Regions from separate parts of the Homo sapiens genome. Here region 1 is linked to region 2. Evidence: chromatin contacts called from ENCODE Hi-C or POLR2A ChIA-PET data. All regions are on one chromosome and are shown on one strand. The core of a region is the stretch at or near the end of the contact, and the rest is flanking DNA. Distances in the headings are between cores, read along the strand shown. Region 1 holds the start of DCP1A (decapping mRNA 1A). Region 2 holds the start of ACY1 (aminoacylase 1).

The links. Hi-C counts contacts between places; a loop is a spot of excess contacts on that map. ChIA-PET counts read pairs that join two places held with the same protein, here RNA polymerase II (POLR2A). Pooled maps may share reads with other maps.
Region 1: a pooled map shows a loop between it and region 2 (5-fold over the local background). The contact joins the promoter of DCP1A here to the promoter of ACY1 in region 2. A Hi-C loop is called at or near these places in 1 of 168 maps with a recorded cell type or tissue (naive thymus-derived CD4-positive, alpha-beta T cell) and 7 of 50 pooled maps. POLR2A ChIA-PET finds 5 or more read pairs at or near these places in 1 of 52 experiments (HepG2).

Annotation. Positions count from the first base shown.
Region 1 is chr3:53,346,123-53,349,226 of GRCh38, forward strand. DCP1A (decapping mRNA 1A) reads right to left here and starts at 1,421. Exons shown (of 10, transcript NM_018403.7): 1 at 1,261-1,421. The coding sequence starts at 1,395. RefSeq lists enhancers at 429-1,019, 1,020-1,610, 1,146-1,915.
Region 2 is chr3:51,981,993-51,985,556 of GRCh38, forward strand. ACY1 (aminoacylase 1) reads left to right here and starts at 1,543. Exons shown (of 15, transcript NM_000666.3): 1 at 1,543-1,597; 2 at 2,055-2,166; 3 at 3,215-3,279; 4 at 3,369-3,473. The coding sequence starts at 2,073. ABHD14A-ACY1 (ABHD14A-ACY1 readthrough) reads left to right here. Exons shown (of 17, transcript NM_001316331.2): 4 at 2,055-2,166; 5 at 3,215-3,279; 6 at 3,369-3,473. RefSeq lists a silencer at 1,128-1,577.

The DNA of each region.
Region 1 (3,104 bases), core at 171-2,670, 1.4 Mb after region 2:
AATCCATATTTCAAAATTTATATATAGGCCAAGAAAAGAAAAAAGATTCATAAAATTTCAAACTAAGGCAATGTCTAAAATAGCTACATTTAAAAAACAATCTACAATTTTATTCCTTGTGGCTTCCCATATCTCCTTCTCTTCCAGGAGGCAAAGATAAACAACGTGATTATAAAAACTCTTCATCTGAATTAACTGTTCATAAATGCCAAATGATTTTCGATAAATTACTGATAAATATAATCTATGCAACTGTATTATAGGGTAAACGACATACTACGGTCATCTTCCAGAGTTCTGTCAGTTTAAGGATTTCGTATCTTATTGAAATGTGAACTCCAGTCATTGGTGAATTCAATCCAACAAGCATTTACGTATTACTTTCTAAGTGTAAAGCCTGTAGCTGAATGAGTTAATTAGGAAGGGTCAATTACAAGAAAGTGGGAAATTATGCTTTTTAAACAACTAACAAAGCTTCAAGCAGGGGCTAACAAGAATCAGTGAACACACTGAATGTGACTTTTCGGACCCTCCCCAGTGCACGAAAGCCAGAAAGTACTGAGTCCGAGGGGAGCATTCAGAGATGACATCACCAGCATCATAGATGGAACAAAACACATTTACAGGGTCTCTCTTGTTTGTACAAAGGTCTTCGGGGATCCAGTGAACACGGAAGCCCTTTTCCTAAGTGCCTTGGAATCTTTTCCGAAACTCTGTGTAGTTCGATTAAAGCCGGACCCACCCACCCCCTCCTTCCAAGAATCGAAACTAATTGGATTTTAAACTTTAAACCCAAATGACCTCTGCGACAGGGGCTCTCATTTACGTTTGCCAGGGGGAGAGGAGGAGTGTTTATTTTATAGATAATGTACATATAATTTATCTAATAATCCGCAAAGCCTCAAACACAAGCTTTCAGGCACCCTTTTGACCCCACCGGTCTTATAACTCCCAATGTATCTGCAAAGAAGGCAGGTCGCCCACGTCCCCAGACCCGACGCCAAGGGACTGATCCTGCTCCAATCCTCCCCTCCACTGGCTTTTCCTTGGGATGTCTCGAGCCACTTCTCTCACTCCTATCCCCCAATCCCAAGCGGACCCGACACCCCTCAGGCTCTGGCTAGGCTCTTGGCCAGACCCTGGCCTCGTCTCCACCGCCCTGGCCTCTTAGTGTGCCCCCCCACCCCACAGTAACCCGCGCGGCCCCTTTAAGAGACGGCAGCGGCCGGGTGGCCGTCCTCAGGGCCAGGCGGCACTCACCCACTGGTTGGCCTTGGGGCAGAAGGTGTACAGAGCGACCTGGCCCGTGAGGTCTGCGATGCTGGTGATATAGGGGTCGTGTTGCTTCAGGGCCGCTAGGCTCATCTCCTGCCCAGCTCGACTCAGCGCCTCCATCTTGAATCCCAGAGCCTAGCCCCTCTGGTGGGGGCGGAGTCGCGGACAGGAAAGTGCCATCGAGGCAAAATTCCCCCATCTGCGTCAGTCCCCTCAACTTCCGCCTCTACGCGGGCCTCGCGGCAGGGCGGTACGTCAGCCATTCTGGTCCGCCGCGCGCACGCTCCGGGCGCCGGGTTCCGGCGTTGTCAGGGTCCGCGGCCCTACGATGTGGGCGGTGTCCAAGGCTGCGTAGTGGAGCTTGCAGGCTGGAGCTCCGGCGCTTCCTTTCCCTGAGCTAAAACGACTGGGTCCTGGGATCTGGCCTCTAGCTCGCCTGCCGAGCTCTTTCCAGGCAAAGGTTGGAGACCGCCGAAGTGCCGGCCTCGCGGTGCGCTGTCTGGCAGGGCCCGGGGCCACAGAAGGAAAACATGTCTGTGGAATGTGGAAATGCGGGACTCTACCGGGCCCGTTTAGAGAGCACAGAAAAACATGGGGGAAAGGGAGAGGCGAGAAGCCCAGAAAATTACCCTAGGTCTCAGATATGGATGTGTCGACCTAAAAGGAAGAAGACTCTGGGGCAAAATAAATGCAAGCAGAGAGTTTATTTGGGCCAAGCTTGAGGATTGCACCCCAGGAGCATAGATTCAAGTTGCCTTGAATATATACACTGATTAGCAGAAGGTACAAGTGGATTTTTTTTCTTTTTTTTTGAGACGGAGTTTCACTCTTGTCGCCCAGGCTGAAGTGCAGTGGCGCGATCTCGACTCACTGCAACCTCCGCCTCCAAGGTTCAAGCGATTCTCCTGTCTCAGCGTCCCCAGTAGCTGGGATTACATGGGCGCGCCACCATGCCCTGATAATTTTTGTGTTTATAGTAGAGACGGGGTTTCGCCATGTTGGCCAGGCTAGTCTCGAACTCCTGACCTCAGGCGATCCACCCGCCTCTGCCTCCCAAAGTGCTGAGATTACAGGCTTGAGCCACCGCGCCCGGCCCTTTTCTTTTTTTCTTTTTGAAACGGAGTCTCGCTCTTTTGCCCAGGCAGGAGTGCCGTGGCACAATCTCAAGCTCACTGCAACCTCTGCCTCCAGGGTTCAAGCGATTCTCCTGCCTCAGCCTCCCAATTAGGTGGGATTACAGGCGCCCGCCACCACACCTGGCTAATTTTTTCTTTTTCTTTTTCTTTTTTTTGAAATGGAGTTTCGCTCTGTCGCCCAGACTGGAGTGCCGTGGCGCGATCTCAGCTCACTGCAACTTCTGCCTCCTGGGTTCAAGCGATTCTCCTGCGTCAGCCTCCAGAGTAGCCGGGATTACGGGCGCCCGCCACCACGCCCAGCTAATTTTTGTATTTTTTTTAGTAGTGACGAGGTTTCACCACATTGGCCAGGCTGGTTTTGAACTCCTGACCTCAGGTGATCTGCCCTCCTTGGCCTCCCAAAGTGCTGGGATTACAGGCGTGAGCCACTGCGTCTGACCCACATAAATATTTTTGTCCAGCCCTGGGAAGAGTCCATGAAGGGTTTAATTTGTCTTGCTTCATTTAAAGCATTAAGCAGATCACTCATTTCATTGGTAAGTGTCTGTTGAGCATTTTAAAGCGTTTGAAAGAGTTAGGCACTAGCTAACAAGTAAAACAAATCATGGAGACTATAGGGAGTTCTATCCCCGCCAGACTTCTTAAAAAGCAACATTTCTTTCGTTAAAAAGGTCATGGAGGCTGGGCGTGGTG
Region 2 (3,564 bases), core at 293-2,792:
AGGCGGGTGGATCACCTGAGGTCAGGAGTTCAAGACCACCCTGGCCAACATGACAAACCCTGTCTCTACTAAAAATACAAAAATTAGCCCAGCGTGGTGGCACGCACCTGTAATCCCAGCTACTCTGGAGGCTGAGGCAGGAGAATCACTTGAACCCAGGAGGCGGAGTTTTCAGCGAGCCGAGAAGGAGCCACTGCACTCCAGCCTGGGCAGCAGAGTGAGACTCCATCTCAAAAAAATAAATAGCTAAATAATTAGCCAGCATTGTTATGAGTTAAAGTCTATTTGCCCGCATGAATAAATAGGTAAATAATTAGCCAGCATTGTTGTGAGTTAAAATCTATTTGCCCGCATGACAGAGTGAGACTCTGTATCAAAAAAATAACTAAATAAAGAATTATCCAGCATTGTTATGAGTTAAAGTCCATTTGCCCCCATGTTATGTGTGAGCAGCCAAGACTTAAACCTCAGGAAAGGTGGGACAGAACCCTTCCCACAGCGTGCCTCCTTGGCCTAGAGATTGAAGTCTTTGTCCCTCACCCTTCCCCAAGCTGACTCAGCCCCTGGAGCAGAGGGCAGACCTGGCTGGGAGTACAAAGGGCAGCTGGGGCACAAGTGGGCAACTGCAGCTGTGGCCTGCAGGGGGCCAGTGGTACACCTGTGCCTGTTTAGCCTCCCCCTCTGGTGGCTGCAGAAGAGCCAGTTTCCTCACACTGTCCATCCAGGGTCACAATTACATCCATTCACAGTGACTTCATCACACCCACCCACCATCTCACACTGTCACATACACAATCATATCCACTGATAGACTGCACACGCAGTGGCACGCTTAAACCGTCACACGTGCTCTTGTCCATGCATTCATTCCCATTCTAGGCACTGTCCGGGCTCGGCACGGCCCCGGGCAGAACCTTGCAGGAAGTGGAGCTCACAGCCTCCTGGAGTTCAGTGTGGGCAGACAGACATTGGCCAATAACTTCAGTACAAGTGGAGCTGAGGCGTCAGGGAGGACCTCCCCGAGGGGCTGAGGCCTGCAGTGGGGAGCCGTTGGAGACTTGCCGAGGAGGGCGAGGGCGCAGGCCCAGGGCTTTGCAGCTCTGCATCTTGAGAGCCTCGGGGCGGCCCCCTTTCCTCCCGCCCTATCCGGGGGCTGAAGGAGGAGGCGCCCTTAGGGGACGGGACCGTCCTGAGCTCCCGGCGCATACCTGGGGGCAGGAGTGGCAGGCGTGTCGTGTGGGGCGGGGCGAGCCTGTCAGAGCAGGGCCAGCCCGGAGCTCGCAACTCGCGGGGCGGCGCTGGCCGCGGCGGCCGCTGCCCGGGGACGGGATCCGGATCTAATCCTCCAGTAATCTCGCTGAGGCCCGAACCAGAGGCGGGCGGGGACATCCGCGCCGACGCGGCCGCTGGCGCCGGGACGGCCCTCACTGACGGTCTTCGGTCTCCGCCCCGACATCCGGCCTCGGCCACGTGGTGGGCGGACCGGGGCGGTCCTGAGCCTGCGACCTCGCAGGCGACCTCGCTGGACCCTAAGTCCAGGCCACAGTCAGGGAAGGGCGCTGAGAGGCGAGCGTGAGCCCAGCGACAGGAGAGTGAGGTGGGGGCCCTGGGGAGGGATAGAGGGACTGGGGCTCCGTGGCTTGAAAGCCGGGCAACTGGGAGGCGTTGGGGTTTTTCTTGTTTGTTTTTTGTTTTTGTTTTTGCCTTTTTTTTTTTTTAGGAGGGCGGGGGGAGTACAAGTCTGGGTTCAAACCTTGCTCAGCTACTCTATGAGCTGTCCTTGAACCTCTCTGAGCCTCTCAGCTTTCTCCTCTGTAAAGTGGGCATTCTGAGCACAAACTTCATGGGGCTCTTTTGGGGATTAAATAAGGAAATGTGCTGGAAGCAGACAGCCCAGCGCCTGAAACAGAATGGGTGCTCCTTAATGGGGGCTCCGAAACACGGTATCCTACCCCTGTGGGAAGTCCGGGAGCCGCCGTGGGGACAGGCTGTGTGCAGGAGCTCACCATTTCCAGGGTCTTGGAGGGGTAGTTAGCCATTCACTTTGCCCCCAGCTCACCACGCGCAGCGCCATGACCAGCAAGGGTCCCGAGGAGGAGCACCCATCGGTGACGCTCTTCCGCCAGTACCTGCGTATCCGCACTGTCCAGCCCAAGCCTGACTATGGTGAGAAGACGGTGGTTCCAGAGCCTGTGACGGGGCCTAAGGGACGGGGACTGTGCTCTAAACCAGCCTCCAACCCCTGTCACCCAGCTGAGCCCCACTCTGCTGTCCCAAATGGCTCCCCAACCCCTCCAGCCATTCCCCAAGTAAATAGACTGAGGCAGCCCCTCCAGGTTAGGGAGGAACCCTTTCCCCAGAGACTCTGCTGCTGACCAAGGTTACTCCTGGCAGCTGGTTAAAGAAAAACTTCACCTCACTCTCCAGGGCAGGAGTGGTGGGGGAAGCCTGAGGCAGCCACAGGGAAAGGAGAGGCCCTCCAGAAGCCCACTGGGGCTGGACAAAGGCCACAGCCCTTAGGGAGTCAAGCTTGGTGGCTAGGGCCTGGGAGGTGGCTCCTGCCTGTTATCCCAGCACTTCAGGAGGTTGAGGCTGGCAGATTGCTTGGGCCCAGGAGTTCAAGACTAGCTTGAGCAACATGGCAAGACTCTGTCTCTACAGAAAAAATACAAAAATTAGTCAGGAATGGTGGCACACCTGTAGTCCCAGCTACTCCAGAGGTTGAGGTGGGAGGATCGCTTGAGCCTGGGAGGTTGAGGCTGCAGTGAGCCGAGATCGCACCACTTCACTCCTGCCTTGGTGACAGAGTGAGACCCTGTCTCAAAAAAAAAAAAAAAAAAAGGAAAAGAAAAAAAAAAAACTTAGTGGCTGGGAATTGTGTACATGGGTCCAAATTCCTCCTCTGTGATTAATCAGCTGAGAGATGGTGGGTGAATCTCTTCATGTCTCTGTGCCATAGTTTCCCATATTTAAGGAAGATAACACCTTCCTCCAACCCTGTGTCCAGACATCCCCCTGGACTTCCAGAAAGGGTCACTGAGTAGCCAAAAATATCTTCTTTCTTGGGGATGGAAATGCAAGCATCTCTGAGGGATATGGAGTGTGTCGGGGAGGCAGCAGCCCATTTCTGGGTATGCTCCACTCTCCGGGCTGCCTGGGCTGGTGGGAAGCTGTGGGTAGGCAGAAGCAGCCCCAAGACACTCTGTGCCTCCAGGAGCTGCTGTGGCTTTCTTTGAGGAGACAGCCCGCCAGCTGGGCCTGGGCTGTCAGAAAGTAGAGGTGAGCCTGGGGCCCTAAGCGGGGAAGGGAGGTGGGCCTGGGCACTTCCTCACCCTGCTCAGACCACCTACCCTCCTGACCATCTCCAGGTGGCACCTGGCTATGTGGTGACCGTGTTGACCTGGCCAGGCACCAACCCTACACTCTCCTCCATCTTGCTCAACTCCCACACGGATGTGGTGCCTGTCTTCAAGGTGTGTAAGGGGCTGGGGAGGTGGGCAGTGCAGGCCTTGGGGACAGACATGATGCAGACCCCAGGATTCAACCTCAAGTTGCTCATGGTCC